Linked DNA regions of Homo sapiens: region 2 is linked to region 1. The links are chromatin contacts, found by Hi-C or POLR2A ChIA-PET in ENCODE. All regions are on one chromosome and are shown on one strand. The core of a region is the stretch at or near the end of the contact, and the rest is flanking DNA. Distances in the headings are between cores, read along the strand shown. Region 1 has its middle 20 kb from the start of XLOC_009911. Region 2 has its middle 11 kb from the start of HNF1A-AS1.

The links. Hi-C counts contacts between places; a loop is a spot of excess contacts on that map. ChIA-PET counts read pairs that join two places held with the same protein, here RNA polymerase II (POLR2A). Pooled maps may share reads with other maps.
Region 2: a loop to region 1 is called in a map of mammary epithelial cell, with 2.3 times the contacts of the local background. The contact joins two enhancer-like sites. A Hi-C loop is called at or near these places in 1 of 168 maps with a recorded cell type or tissue (mammary epithelial cell) and 2 of 50 pooled maps. POLR2A ChIA-PET finds 5 or more read pairs at or near these places in 13 of 52 experiments (BJ, Caco-2, HCT116 and 10 more).

The regions. Positions count from the first base shown.
Region 1 is chr12:120,921,173-120,928,227 of GRCh38, forward strand. No RefSeq gene overlaps it. Among named protein-coding and RNA genes, the nearest start is that of XLOC_009911, 20 kb to the left of the region's middle. RefSeq lists enhancers at 3,895-5,094, 5,060-5,609. Within about 2 kb of position 4,764, at least 6 of the 41 ENCODE cell types and tissues checked have a DNase peak (open chromatin) inside an H3K27ac peak, as active enhancers do; they include PC-3 and PC-9, where a contact is called at or near this core.
Region 2 is chr12:120,957,784-120,965,428 of GRCh38, forward strand. No RefSeq gene overlaps it. Among named protein-coding and RNA genes, the nearest start is that of HNF1A-AS1, 11 kb to the right of the region's middle. Within about 2 kb of position 4,953, at least 5 of the 41 ENCODE cell types and tissues checked have a DNase peak (open chromatin) inside an H3K27ac peak, as active enhancers do; they include PC-3 and PC-9, where a contact is called at or near this core.

The sequences.
Region 1 (7,055 bases), core at 3,514-6,013:
TAATCCCAGCACTTTGGAGGCTGAGGCAGGCGGATCACGAGCTCAGGTGATCGAGACCATCCTTGCTAACACGGTGAAACCCCATCTCTACTAAAAATACATAAAATTAGCCAGGCGTGGTGGCAGGCGCCCGTAGTCCCAGCTACTCGGGAGACTGAGGCAGGAGAATCGCTTGAACCCAGGAGGTGGGGCTTGCAGTGAGCCGAGATCGCGCCACTGCACTCCAGCCTGGGCGACAGAGCGAGACTCCGTCTAAAAAAAAAAAAAAAAAAAAAGAGACAGGGTCTTTCTCTGTTGCCCAGGCTGGAGTGTAATGGCACGATCATAGGTCACTGCAGCCTCAACTCCTGTGATCAAGTGGTAGTCTGGCTTTTTTTTTTTTTTTTTCTGTTTCTCTGGTGATTCTAATGTCCAGTCAGGGTTGAGAACTTCTGTGGTAAAGGCAAAGTACCTACACCAGTATTCTTCTATCTACTGTAGCCCAAGACTAACTTTTCCATCATGCCTAGCCTAGTTGGTGACACTGGTGGTAAGGTTAATACTGAGGGTTCTGGAGTCACTCCATGTAGGTTCAAATTCTGCCTCTGTTGCTTGTTAGCTGTGTGAACTTGGGCAGGTGGCTCCACCTCTCTGAGCCTACTGTTTTCTTATCTCCTAATTGGGGATAATAACACCAGCCTCAAAGGGCTGTTCTGTATGAGATAGGTAATGCATGTGAAGTGTTTAGCACAGTGCCTGGCACCTGATAAGCACTCAATAGATTGTAACTATTCATATTCTCTCTGTTTTTCTGCAGTCATGAACTGTTATATGTCCTACTTAAATCCAGCTTCTAGAGTTAGACTATACTTAGGTCTTCTATTTTTTTTTTTTTTTTTTGAGATGGAGTCTTGCTCTGTTGTCCAGGCTGGAGTGCAGTGGCGTGATCTCAGCTCACTGCAACTTCCGCCTCCTGGGTTCAAGCAATCTTCCTGACTCACCCTCCCAAGTAGATGAGATTATAGGCACCTGGCTAATTTTTGTAATTTTAGTAGAGACGGGGTTTCACCATGTTAGCCATGGCTGGTCTCGAGCTCCAGACCTCAAGTGATCAGCCCGCCTGGGCCTCCCAAAGTGCTGGGATTACAGGCATGAGACACCACACCTGGCCTAGGTCTTCTAAGTTATTTCAGAATTCCCCTCTCCCAGCCTCTGTCCTTGCAACGGATCCATCCCCCATGCTGGGTCCCTCTTTAGTAAACGGGAAGCATTTTAAATCTAGCCCAAAGCCTCAAAGAACTTCTTAGGAGTGGTTCAGATGTTCCCAGCCCCAGGCTCTACCCCTTCTTGCCTATTAGAGGCCACACCTTCAGTGACACTGTGAGGGCAACTTTGAATACCAGAATGGGATATTACAATCACAAAGCCAGACTTAGATAGTTGAAAGTGCCCACCACCTCTGTTCCTGAGAGTTGGGCCTGAGACAGAGGATTCTAAGTGGAAACCACGCTTAACTAAGAGGACCCAAGAAAGGCAAGCTCTTTTTAAAAAATTTTTTTTTCATTTTTTGTCTCACTCTGTCACCCAGGCTGGAGTGCAATGGCACAATCATGGCTCACTGCAGCCTTAACCTCCTGGGCTCAAGCCATCTTCCCACCTCAGCCTCCCAAGTAGCTGGGACTACAGGCACATGCCACCATGCCTGGCTAATTTTTATATTTGTTGTAGAGAAGTTTTCACCATGTTGCCCAGGCTAAGTCAAAGTCTTCTTTTTTTTATTTTTTATTATTTATTTATTATTATTATTTTTTGAGATGCAGTCTCGCTCTGTCGCCCAGGCTGAAGTGCCATCTCTGCTCACTGCAAACTCCACTTCCCGGGTTCCTCAGCCTCCCTAGCAGCTGGGACTGCCAGTGCCCGCCACCACGCCCGGCTAATTTTTTGTATTTTAATAGAGACGGGGTTTCACCGTGTTAGCCAGGATGGTCTCGATCTCCTGACCTCGTGATCCGCCTGCCCGCCTCGGCCTCCCAAAGTGCTGGGATTACAGGCGTGAGCCACCGTGCCTGACCTTTTTTTTTTTTTTAAAGATTGTATTATTCATCAGAGTGTAATTGGTTTTTCTTTTTCTTTTCTTTTCTTTTCTTTCTTTTTTTTTTTTTTTTTGAGACAGATTCTCACTCTGTCGCCCAGGCTGGAGTGTAGTGGCAAGATCTTGGCTCACTACAACCTCCACCTCAATTGATTCTCCTGCCTCAGCCTCCTGATTAGCTGGGACTACAGGACCTGCCACCACTCCCAGCTAATTTTTGTATTTTTATTAGAGATGGGGTTTCGCCATGTTGGCCAGGCTTGTCTTGAACTCCTGACCTCAAGTGATCCGCCAGCCTCAACCTCCCAAAGTGCTGAGATTACAGGCGTGAGCCACCACCCCTAGCCTAAGTCAAACTTTTAACGCCCTATTTCTAGACGCTGGATGAGCAGGTTGGTGGATAGAAGAGGACTCAGCCAACACCCTCGAAGCTTGCTCTCATCCTCCCATCTGGCAAATTTTTCTTCAGGACTCCTCCCCATGGAAACCTTTCCTAAGTGGCACACCCCAAGATGACTAGCACCTGGAGCAGTCCTTTGGGGTTCCTCTGCGGCCAGAAGCGTTCACTCAGCCTCCAGCACATGTCAGATCTGTAGGTTTCCGTGGACAATGAGAACAATGGAGGGGCCTCAGAGCTGGGAAGGAAGAGAGGAGGACCCACCATTAATTGGGGCCCCCCTAGGTGACAGGTGCTATACATCCTTTATCTTACATAATCACTGCAACGGTGTCTGTTTTCCTCATCAAATACCCAACATCTAGTAGAATAGATACTTGCTAACTATTTAATTATGGCAACAGTAAAACAGCTACCATTTATTGAGGGCTTACTATGTGTCAGGGACTCTTCAAAGTGCCTCATATCTCTTAACTCATATAATATTTGCTGGATGAGAATTTTGATAACAACGCTATAAGGCTGGACTCTTTTTGTTTTATTTCATTTTATTTTATTTTTTGAGACAGAGTCTTGCTCTATCACCCAGGCTGCAGTGTGGTGGCACGATCTTGGCTCACTGCAACCTCCACCTCCCAGGTTTAAGTAATTCTTCTGCCTCAGCCTCCCAAGTAGCTGAGATTACAGGTGCCCACCACCACCCCCGCCTAATTTTTTGTATTTTTAATAGAGACAGGGTTTTACCATGTTGGCCAGGCTGGTCTTGAACTCCTGACCTCAGGTAATCCACCTGCCTCAGCCCCCCAAAGTGCTGGGATTACAGGCATGAGCCTCCGAACCCGGCCTGTTTTATTTCATTTTTTAAAAATAAAGATGAGTTTTCACCGTGTTGCCCAGGCTGGTCTTGAACTCCTGAGCTCAAGCAGTCATTCCACCTCAGCCTCCCAAAGTGCTAGGATTATATGTGTGAGCCACCACACCCAGATAAGCTGGACTCTTTGTTCCTGTTTTATATAACATAAAACTAGACCGGGTGCAGTGGCTCATGCGTGGTAATCCCAGCACTTTGGGAGGCTGGAGCGGGCAGATCACTTAAACTCAGGAGTTCAAGACCAGCCTGGGCAACATGGTGAAATCCCGTCTCTATTTAAAAAAATACAAAACAAATTAGCCAGGTGTGGTGGTGTGTGCCTGTAATCCCAGCTACTTGGGAGGTTGAGGCAGGAGAATTGCTTGCACCTGGGAGGCAGAGGTTGCAGTGAGCCGAGATTGCGCCACTGCACTCCAGCCTGGGCGACAGAGTGAGACTCTGTCTCAAAAAACAAAAACAAAACAAAACAAAAACTTGAAACGGACACATAGAGAAGGTAAAGAGATGGTGGAAGGGCAGACAGGTCATAGGTGGATGGTGGGGTTAGGCTTTGAATCCAGGGCCATGTGGTACCCCAGGAAGTGGAAGGGTCTGGGTTTGAGTGACTGAGATGGGGGCACAAAGAGAGGAACTGAGTGGGCATTGAAGGAGGTGATTCTAAGGAAGAAGGAGCAAAGGGTAGCCAGGCACGGTGGCTCATGCTTGTAATCCTAGCATTTTGGGAGGCCAAGGCAGGAGGATCGCTTGAGGCCAGGAGGTTGAGACGAGTCTGGGCACCATAACAAGACCCTGTCTCTACCAAAAAACAGAACAAAACAAAACAAAACCAGATATGGTGGCGCACACCTGTAGTCTCATGTAGTCCCAGCTACTTTGAAGACTGAGACAGGACGATCACTTGAACCTAGGAATTCAAGGCTGGAGTGAGCTATAATCATGCCACTGCATTCCAGCCTGGGCAACAGAGCCAGACGCTGTCTCTACAAAAAATAAAAATATTAGCCGGTGCCATGATAAGTATTTTTTTTTTTTAATTAGCCAGGCATAGTGGCACACGCTGCAGTCCCATCTATGGGAAGGCTGAGGTAGAAGGATCACTTGAGCCCAGGAGGTGAAGACTTCAGTGAGCTATGATTACACCACTGTACTCCAGCCTGGGCGACAAAGTGAGACTCGGTCTCCAAACAAACAAACAAATGGCTGGTGAGTATTTGGGAGGAATCACTGCCCCGTGGCTGTCCCCTTAAGCCAGTGTCTCAGATGCTGCCTCTGAGGTCCAGCCATTCCCTAAGAAATGCTGACATCAAGGTCCACACCTCCTTCCCACAGGAGGAGTTGGAAATGAATCTCAAATTTCACCAAGGCCCCTGCTGGGGGATGGGGGTGGAGGTTGTGCCAGTGATCACAAGTCCCGATTTTCATGAGCGTCTCTGCTCAGATCCTGTCCCAGAGGCCTAGCACTAGGGTAGAATGACAATAGTCTTCCCAGCGTTGCCTGAGATGAGTCATAGGTGACGCCCCTGCCCTACAGCCTGGGCCTACCTGGGCAGGTAGAAGCATGTCTCAAACCCCTCTGGCCGCTGCCAGTGGTTCAGAGGATCCTGTCGTAGTCAGCCTCATTCCCCAACTGAGAAACCCCTGGCGTTGGCTTGACGGGGGAAAAACAGAGCTGATCTGCTATCCTGAGTCAGCTGTTGGGAGAACCTGACTTCTCAGGTGAGACAAGGACCCCCAACAAGGCGAGGCCTGGGAATGCTACCCAAGAAAAGGAAACAGATGTGACCCTTCTGCTCCGAGCTCATTCCATGGTGACTCAAATAACCGAGTCTTCCCTGGCCTCTCAGCTCCAGCACCTCGGCCATTCCCGTATCACTGCTCAGTTTACCTTGACTCATCTGGTTACTTGACTGTTATCTCCCTTGCTACCCTGGAAGCTCTACCCTGTTGCTCCTCGCTGCCCACCTGGCATGGAGCTTGGCACAGAGCTTGGCACAGAGCAGGTGCAGAACTGGTATGGATGAGCTGTGAATATAAAGGGACCCAGTTTACTGGCTCATGCCTGCAATCCCAGCACTTCGGGAGGCCAAGGCAGGCAGATCACTTGAGGCCAGGAATTCAAGACCAGCCTGGCCAACATGGTGAAACCCCATCTCTACTAAAAATACAAAAATTAGCCAGGTGTGGTGGCACACGCCTGTAATTCCAGCTACTAAGGAGGTTGAGGCAGGAGAATCACTTGAACCTGGGAGGCAGAGGTTGCAGTGAGCCGAGATCATGGCATTGCACTCCAGCCTGGGCGACAGTGAGACTCTGTTTCAAAAAAATATATATATATATTATATATAATATATATTATATAATTTATGTATAATATATGTATAATATATAATATATATTATATAATATATGTATAATATATAATATATATTATATAATATGTATAATATATAATATATATTATATAATATGTATAATATATAATATATATTATATAATATATGTATAATATATAATATATATTATATAATATATGTATAATATATATTATATATTATATAATTAATGTATAACATATATTACATAATATATGTATAATATAATATAATATGTATTACATAATATATGTATAATATATAATATATAATATATGTATATTATTAATATATTATATATAATATATGTATATTAATATATTATACATAATATATGTATATTAATATATTATACATAATATATGTATATTAATATATTATATATAATATATGTATATTAATATATTATATATAATATATGTACAATATATAATATATAATATATCTATATTATAGATATATATTATATATAATATATCTATATTATACATGTATAATATATCATATTATACATGTATAATATATCATATTATACATGTATAATATATCATATTATACATGTATAATATATCATATTATACATGTATAATATAGTATAATATATCTATATTATACTATATTATATATAATATATCTATATTATACATATATAATACATATTATACATATATAATATAATATATCATATTATACATATATTATATATATAATATAACTATATTATACATATATTATATATATTACGTATAATATATCTATATTATACATATACTATATATAATATATAATATATAATATATAATATAATATATCTATATTATATATATCTATATATAATATAGATATATTATATATAATATATGTATAATATGGATATAATATATAATATATATAATATAGATAGATATAATATATCTTATATATAATATAGATAGATATAATATATCTTATATATAATATAGACAGATATAATATATCTTATATATAATATAGATAGATATAATATATCTTATATATAATATAGATAGATATAATATATCTTATATATAATATAGATAGATATAATATATATTATATATAATATAGATAGATATAATATATTATATATAATATAGATAGATATAATATATTATATATAATATAGATAGATATAATATATTATATATAATATAGATAGATATAATATATTATATATAATATAGATAGATATAATATATATTATATATAATATAGATAGATATAATATATGTATAATACAGATATATTATATATAATATATGTGTAATACAGATATATCATATATAATATATGTGTAATACAGATATATCATATATAATATATGTA
Region 2 (7,645 bases), core at 3,703-6,202, 37 kb after region 1:
GGGATGCCCATCCATTGCCACATCCCCAAGGGGATCACACCAGCTGGAGCACATCACTGCACGTCGCATTTTTGTTTTGTTTTGTTTTGAGACGGAGTCTCACTCTGTCTCCCAGGCTGGAGTGCAGTGGCGCCATCTCAGCTCATTGCAACCTCCACCTCCCGGGTTCAAGCAATTCTCCTGTCTCAGTCTCCCGAGTAGCTGGGATTACAGGCATGCGCCACCACACCCTGCTAAATTTTTTTGGAATTTTTAGTAGAGACAGAGTTTCACCATATTGGCCAGGCTGGTCTTGAACTCCTGGCCTCAGGTGATCCTCCCACCTCAGCCTCCCAACGTGCTGGGATTACAGGCGTGAGCACTGCACCCGGCCCTTTTTTTTTTTTTTGAGATGGAGTCTCACGCTGTTGCCCAGGCTGGAGTGCACTGGTGTGATCTCGGCTCACTGCAACCTCTGCCTCCTGGGTTCAAGTGATTCTCCTGCCTCAGCCTCCTGAGTAGCTAGGATTACAGGCACATGCCACCACGCCTGGCTACTTTTTGCATTTTGAGGCAGGGTTTCACCATGTTGGCCAGGCTGGTCTTGAACTCCTGACCTTAAGGCCCGCCTCAGCCTCCCAAAGTGCTGGGATTACAGGCGTGAGCCACCGCGCCCCGCCTTGCACATTGCATTTCTAGAGACTAGAGGCCTCAAATTAAGGTGTCGGTAAGGCTTGGCCCCCTCTCAAACTTGGGGGAGAGGGGAGATTCCACTCTTGCCCTTTCCAACGTCTCACGTCTCTGGTAATCCTTGGCAATCTTTGGCTTGCTGCTGCAGCACTCCACGGTGTACCTCTATTGTCCTAAGGTGTTCTCTGTGTGTGTGTCCAACTTTGGATTTTTGTTTTTATTAATTTTCTTTTCTTTTTTTCTTTTTTTTTTTTTTGACGAAGTTTCACTCTTGTTGCCCAGGCTGGAGTACAATGGCATGATCTCGGCTCACCACAACCTCCACCTCCCGGGTTCAAGCAATTCTCCTGCCTCAGCCTCCCAAGTAGCTGGGATTACAGGCATGTGCCATCATGCCCAGCTACTTTTTTTGTATTTTTAGCAGAGACAGGGTTTCTCCATGTTGATCAGGCTGTTCTTGAACTCCCGATCTCAGGTGATCCACCTGTCTCGGCCTCCCAAAGTGCTGGGCTTACAGGTGTGAGCCACCGGGCCCGCTGTTTTCATTAATTTTCATTTGAAGACATCCTGATACCTAGTCAAAGCCTCATGACTTTGGGGGCTGAGAGGACAGGGTGGTGGTGGATGTATAGTTGGCGGGGTGTGGTGGTGCACACCTGTAGTCCCAGCTACAGGAGGATTGCTTGAGCCCAGGAGGTCGAGGCTGCAGCAAGCCATGAGTGTGTCACTGTACTCCAGCCTGGGCGACAGAATGAAACCCTGTCTCTTAAAAAAAAAAAAAGAAAAAAAAAGGATGTACAGTAGGAGGATTATCTTTGCCTTCAGTTGCTGGGAGGTGATCTCTAGGCCCCTTAACGTCCTGTCTGATGGAAGTGTCTGTGTTTGCCTGGGGCCTTTGGCCACCAGATAGTCTAACAATGTGATCTGTAATGAAGGCTTTGGAACATCCTGTATCAGTTCCAACCTCCAGATGAGCTGGATACACAAGAGTTAGCTCAGGAGAGACTGGAGATGAAAGGTCAGCCACACTGGCAGTAAGGGATCAAGCCCCACTAAAAAACGCTGGACACTGGCTGGCAGTGGCTCATGCCTGTAATCCCAGCACTTCAGGAGGCTGAGGGGGGCGGGTCACCAGATGTCAGGAGTTTGAGATCAGCCTGGCCAACATGGTGAAACCCTGTCTCTACTAAAAATACAAAATCAGCTGGGCATGGTGCATGCCTGTAATCCCAGCTACTCGTACTCTGGAGGCTGAGGCGGGAGAATCGCTTGAACCCAGGAGGTGGAGGTTGCAGTGAACTGAGATCACGCAACAGCACTCCAGCCTGGGCGACGAGAGCGAGACTCCATCTCAGAAACAACAACAACAAAAACAAAACCCCCAAAAACGCTGGACACCAAAGCCTCAGGAGCTTCTCTGGTTAGCAGTATTCTCTGAGTGTCATCACGCATCATAGCTGGGGGGAGGTGACTGTCTGGAGAGAAGGTAACTAGGAGCTTTGCACTTGAACCCCTTCCGCACCTCACCCTCTATGTCCTTTCTTGTGGCTGGTTCTGATCTGTGTCTGTTTGCTATCATAAAAACTGTCGTTATGAGGCGGGGCACTTTCCTGAGTTCCATGAGTCATTCTAGTGAATTATTGAACCACAGGGGGTAGTGGGAACCCTCAATGCAGCCAAGCGGTCAGAAGTGAGGGTGGCCCAGGAATCCCCAGTTGCACCTGGCATTTGAAGTGAAGGCTGCCTTGTGGAGGGACTGTGTCCTTAGCCTTGAGCTTGACAAATTCATTGCAGTAGGTTCTGTCATCTGCCTCTTAGAGAATACCCTCATTTCAACTGGGCGCGGTGGCTCACGCCTGTAATCCCAGCACTTTGGGAGGCCGAGGCGGGCGGATCACGAGGTCAGGAGATCGAGACCATCCTGGCTAACACGGTGAAACCCCGTCTCTACTAAAAATGCAAAAAATTAGCTGGGCGTGGTGGCGGGCGCCTGTAGTCCCAGCTACTCAGGAGGCTGAGGCAGGAGAATGGCGTGAACCCGGGAGGTGGAGCTTGCAGTGAGCCGAGATCGCGCCACTGCACTCCAGCCTGGGCGATAGAGCGAGACTCCATCTCAGAAAAAAAAAAAAAAAAGAGAATACCCTCATTTCCTTGCAATTTGGGACAGGTGTTAGGAGCCTCATTTTATTCTTCTGAAATCAAATTATCCCTGATTCAGACTTCAGGTAAGGTGGCATTCAAATGCAGTCGTGACTCAGGGCTTACTATTTCTATTCTTCTAAAAAGACTATGGGATTCTCATGTAGGTGGAAATGCTTGAGTGGGCGCCTCTGGCCTTTGGTCTACACGCACTAGCCTGATACACGTCTCCTCCACCAGGCTGTAAACCTCGTGAAGTATCGGTTTTATTCCTGACTAGAACAAGGCTTAGCACCTAGTGGGTGCTCATTAAACACATGAAGCATGAATCAGTGAGGGATTTCACATCTCGTCATCTCTGAAAAGCCTGTTAGCTCACTTCTAGGACCAGGAAACTGGCATTATCAAGAGTGTTATTCCAGCTTTGGTTGGTTCTGAAAATAATAATAATGTATCAGTCCAGTATTAGGTTTAGCTGTATAGAACAGAAAACCCAAAGTGAAATGGCATAAACATGTAAGAGTTGATTCCTTCCAGAAGCAGGCAGTCTAGGACTGGTGTGGGCCTCCCCTGAAGGCTGGCAAGACCACTATTTCTGTGCCAACCTTTGGCGCAGGGGTCTTTATTCAGATTGGCTACTCCATACCCAGGATCCAGCCTCCCCAAGTTTTGCCTAGGTCACCAATCCTCAGGATCCCCCAAATCATATCTCCAGTCTTGGGGCATCTCCAACGTCCCATGAATCATCACCCATCTCTGTAAAAATAAAAAAGTCCCAGGCTGGGTGCGGTGGCTCATGCCTGTAATCCCAGCACTTTGGGAGGCTGGGACAGGTGGATCACCTGAGGTCAGGAGTTGGAGAACAGCTTAGCCAACATGGCAAAACCTTGTCTTTATTAAAAATACAAAAATTAGCCGGGTGTGGTGGCAGGCGCCTGTAATCCTAACTACTCGGGAGGCTGAGGCAGGAGAATAGCTTGAACCTGGGAGGTGGACGTTGCAGTGAGCTGAGATCACGCCACTGCACTCCAGCCAGGGCGACAGAGCGAGACTCCGTCTCAAAAAAATAAAAGTAAAAAAATTTTTAAAAAGTCCTAGAGTACACAGTTCCTGAGTCTGCTGACTGTCTAAAGATGTTCTTCTCTGATTTCTGCTGACTGCAGAGAAGAACAGGGGACTTTGGTCTCGTTCGTTGACTCCTCAGCAGGGAGGAAGGGGGCGTGGTCTCTGGTTCTCCAAGGCATTGGCTGGAACAACAGGAGTTTCCATGCCAGGCTGTAGCTGGTTTTCTCTCAACATATTTAAAATTAAACGTGTTTCAAACCATAAAGTTCAATTTCCTTCTGAAAACATTCTCCTCTATCTTCTGAATAGGAAACTGATATTCCTGTGAGTTACAGCACTTTGATTTAATGTTATGAATCCTGATCTTATTATGCTAAGAGGACACTGCTCCCTCCCTGCTCAGAGTCATATGACAAAGACTTCGCATGTCAGTACCCGCAGTGAAGGGGGCCAGGCCCAACTGGCTCCTGTACATGCGTGCGTGCGTGTGTGTGTGTGTCCCTGGCTACAGAAGGGGCAGAGGGCAATCTTGGGGGCAGAGGGCAATCTTGTTTGACCGGGCCACATTTATTAAGTACTTAGGACTGTGTCTAGCACATAATAAGTGCTCAATAAACGGAGATGCCATGATCATTTGTAGCTAGTTACATACCCAATATCCATTCTTCCTATTTTTTTCCTTAATAACAGATTCAGATCGTGCTGCCTGGAATGAAGACATTTCCCAGTCTCTCTTGCATTTTGGTGTGGCCCCGTGACTACACTATGTTCCATGGACTGTAGTAGGTAAAAGTGTATGAGGCTTCCAGGAGCCTCAGCCTTGAGGTTCACTGCTTTTGTCCTCTATTCTACCTGGTATTTGGATATAATGGCTAGAGTCCAGCAGCCATCTTGGACCATGAGGTAACCCTGAGTACAGAAGCCACCCACTGAAGATGGTAGGGCAGGAAGGTCAAAGCTCTGGTGACACTGTGGAGCCCCCACACTAGTCCTGGACTGCCAGCTTCTGGAAAGAATCAACTCCTACATGTTTATGACATTTCACTTTGCAGTGGCATCCTTGATAATGTCAGGAGTTTCCTGGTCCTGGAAGTGATCAAACAGGCTTTTTAGAGATGATGAGACATGAAATCACTCGCTGATTCATTCTTCATATGTTTAATGAACACTCACTGCTAGGTGCTAGGGCTTGTTCTAGTTATGAACAAAACAGAGACTTTATGAAGCTTACAGCCTGGAAGAGGAGATGCATACACCCTCACAAATGTGAAAAAGCACCCTGAAAGAGCAAATACAGTGCAGGGATGGAGAGTCACAGAAAAGAATCTGTTCAGATGTATCACGAAGGGCTCTGTGCAGAGGTGACGTTTAAGCTGAGAAGTAGGATGTCTTAGTCTGTTCCTGCTGCTATAAAAAAATACCATAGGCCAGGCATGGTGACTCATGCTTGTAATCCCAACACTTTGGGAGGCCGAGGCGGGAGGATTGCTTGAGGCCAGGAGTTCGAGACCAGCCTGGCCAACATGGTGAAACCTCGTCTCTACTAAAAATACAAAAATTAGATGGGTATGGTGGCGGGTGCCTGTAATTCCAGCTACTCAGAAGGCTGAGGAAGGAGAATCGCCTGAACCTGGGAGGCGGAGGTTGTAGTGAGCCGAGATTGCCTGGGCCACAGAGCGAGACTCCACCTTGAAAAAAAAAAACCAAAAAACCAAAAAAACATAAACTGGGTTACTTATAAACAATATTTCTCATAGAGTCTGGGATCTCCAGCAAGGGCACCTTCTTGCGGGGCCCTCACCTGGTGCAAGGGACAAACAAGCTCCCTTGGGCCTCTTTGATAAGGGAACTAATCCTGCCCCCAAAGTCCCCACCTCTTAATACCACCACCTGGGGGGCTAGGATTCCACATATGAACTTTGGGAGGACACAAACATTCAGACCACAGGATAGGGAAGGGATGACAATGAGGTGCTGATGGGAGGAAGAGCTAGGAGAGGGGTTCAGGCAGGAGGAACAGCATGGGCGAAGGTCCCAGGCAGGAAGGGGCTGTGGGTATGGGAGGAGCTGTAGGCGACTTGCTGTGCACTGCAGGTGGACAGTGGAAAAAGGTGATCATGGATTGGACAGGGTGGCCCAGCCCCTTGTAGGCCAAGGTGAAGCAGCTGAATTAAGCTAAATTAATTGATTTTTTTTTTTTTTGAGACAGAGTCTCACTCTGTCACCCAGGCTGTAGTGCAGTGGCGCGATCTCAGCTCACTGCAACCTCTGCCTCCCAGGTTCAAGTGATTCTCCAGCCTCAGCCTCGCAAGTAGCTGGGATTACAGGCATGTGCCACCATGCCCAGCTAATTTTTGTATTTTTTAGTAGAGACGGGGTTTCGCCACGTTGGCCAGGCTGGTCTCGAACTCCTGACCTCAGGTGATCCACCCACCTCGGCCTCCCAAAGTGCTAGGATTACAGGCGTGAGCCACTATGCCTGGCCAATTTTTTTTGAGAGTCTCGCACTGTCAACCAGGCTGGAGTGCAGTGACGCGATCTCTGTCTCCCAGGTTCAAGTAATTCTTCTGCCTCAGCCTCCCCAAGTAGCTGGGATTACAGGCATGTGCCACCACACCCAGCTAATTTTTTTTGTATTTTTAGTAGAGACGGGGTTTCACCGTGTTGGCCAAACTGGTCTCGAACTCCTTACCCCAAATGATCTGCCCGCCTCGACCTCCCAAAGTGCTAGGATTACAGGCATGAGCCACCTCGCCCAGCCTATGTACTTATTTTGAGACAGGGTCTTGCTCTGTTGTCCAGGCTGGAGTGCAGTGGCACTATCACAGCTTGCTGCAGCCTTGACCTTCCTGGGTTCAGGTGATTCTTCCACCTCGGCCTCCTGAATAGCTGGGACCACTGGCATGTGCCAACACTCCCTGCTGATTTTCTTTTCTTCTCTTTTTTTAGAGATGGGGTCTCACTATGTTGCCCAGTTTGGTCTCGACCTCCTGGGCTCAAGCAATTAACCTGCTTCAGCCTCCCAAAGAGTTGGCATTACAGGTGTGAGCCACTGCACTTAGCTTTAAACCAAAATTTTTTATAGAGACAGGGTCTTGCCATGTTGCCCAGGCTGGTCTTGAACTTCTGGGCTCAGGCGATCTGCCCACCTCAGCCTCCCGAAGTGTTGGGATTACAGGCGTGAGCCACCACACTGGCCTGAATTTTACAAGCAGTGGGCAATTACAATGCCAGGTTTCCACTTCAATGAAATCTTCCATGTTTCCGTCTCTGTTCGGCAAGACTCTTTGGTTTGCAAGTGGTAGAAATCCAACTTGAAATAACTTCAGGAAAAAAAAAAAAGGGCACTGATGCAAAGAACCTTGAAGTTTTTAGCTCATAGCATTTACCTTTTTCTGTTCAGATGATCTGAGTTTTGAATAGTTACCCACATCTATTGGGTGGTGGTCTGGCCTCTTCTGCGATCGCTTCTCCTGTCTCCACCCTGCTCTGTGTGTGGGGGTCTCCCATGCCTCTGCCTGGTGGTTGGGTTTGATTAGCGGAGAGCCCAGAACAGGTACTGTTCTCCTGATACTCCGTCCCTTGCATCTCCCTACATCTGCTCCCACTCATAGTCCTTTTATTTTTTTCTTTGAGACGGAGTTTCGCTCTGTCGCCCAGGATGGAATGCAATGGCACGATCTCCGGTTACTGCAATCTCTGCCTCCAGGTTCAAGTGATTCCCCTGCCTCAGACTCCTGAGTGGCTGCGATTATAGGCACCTGCCACCACG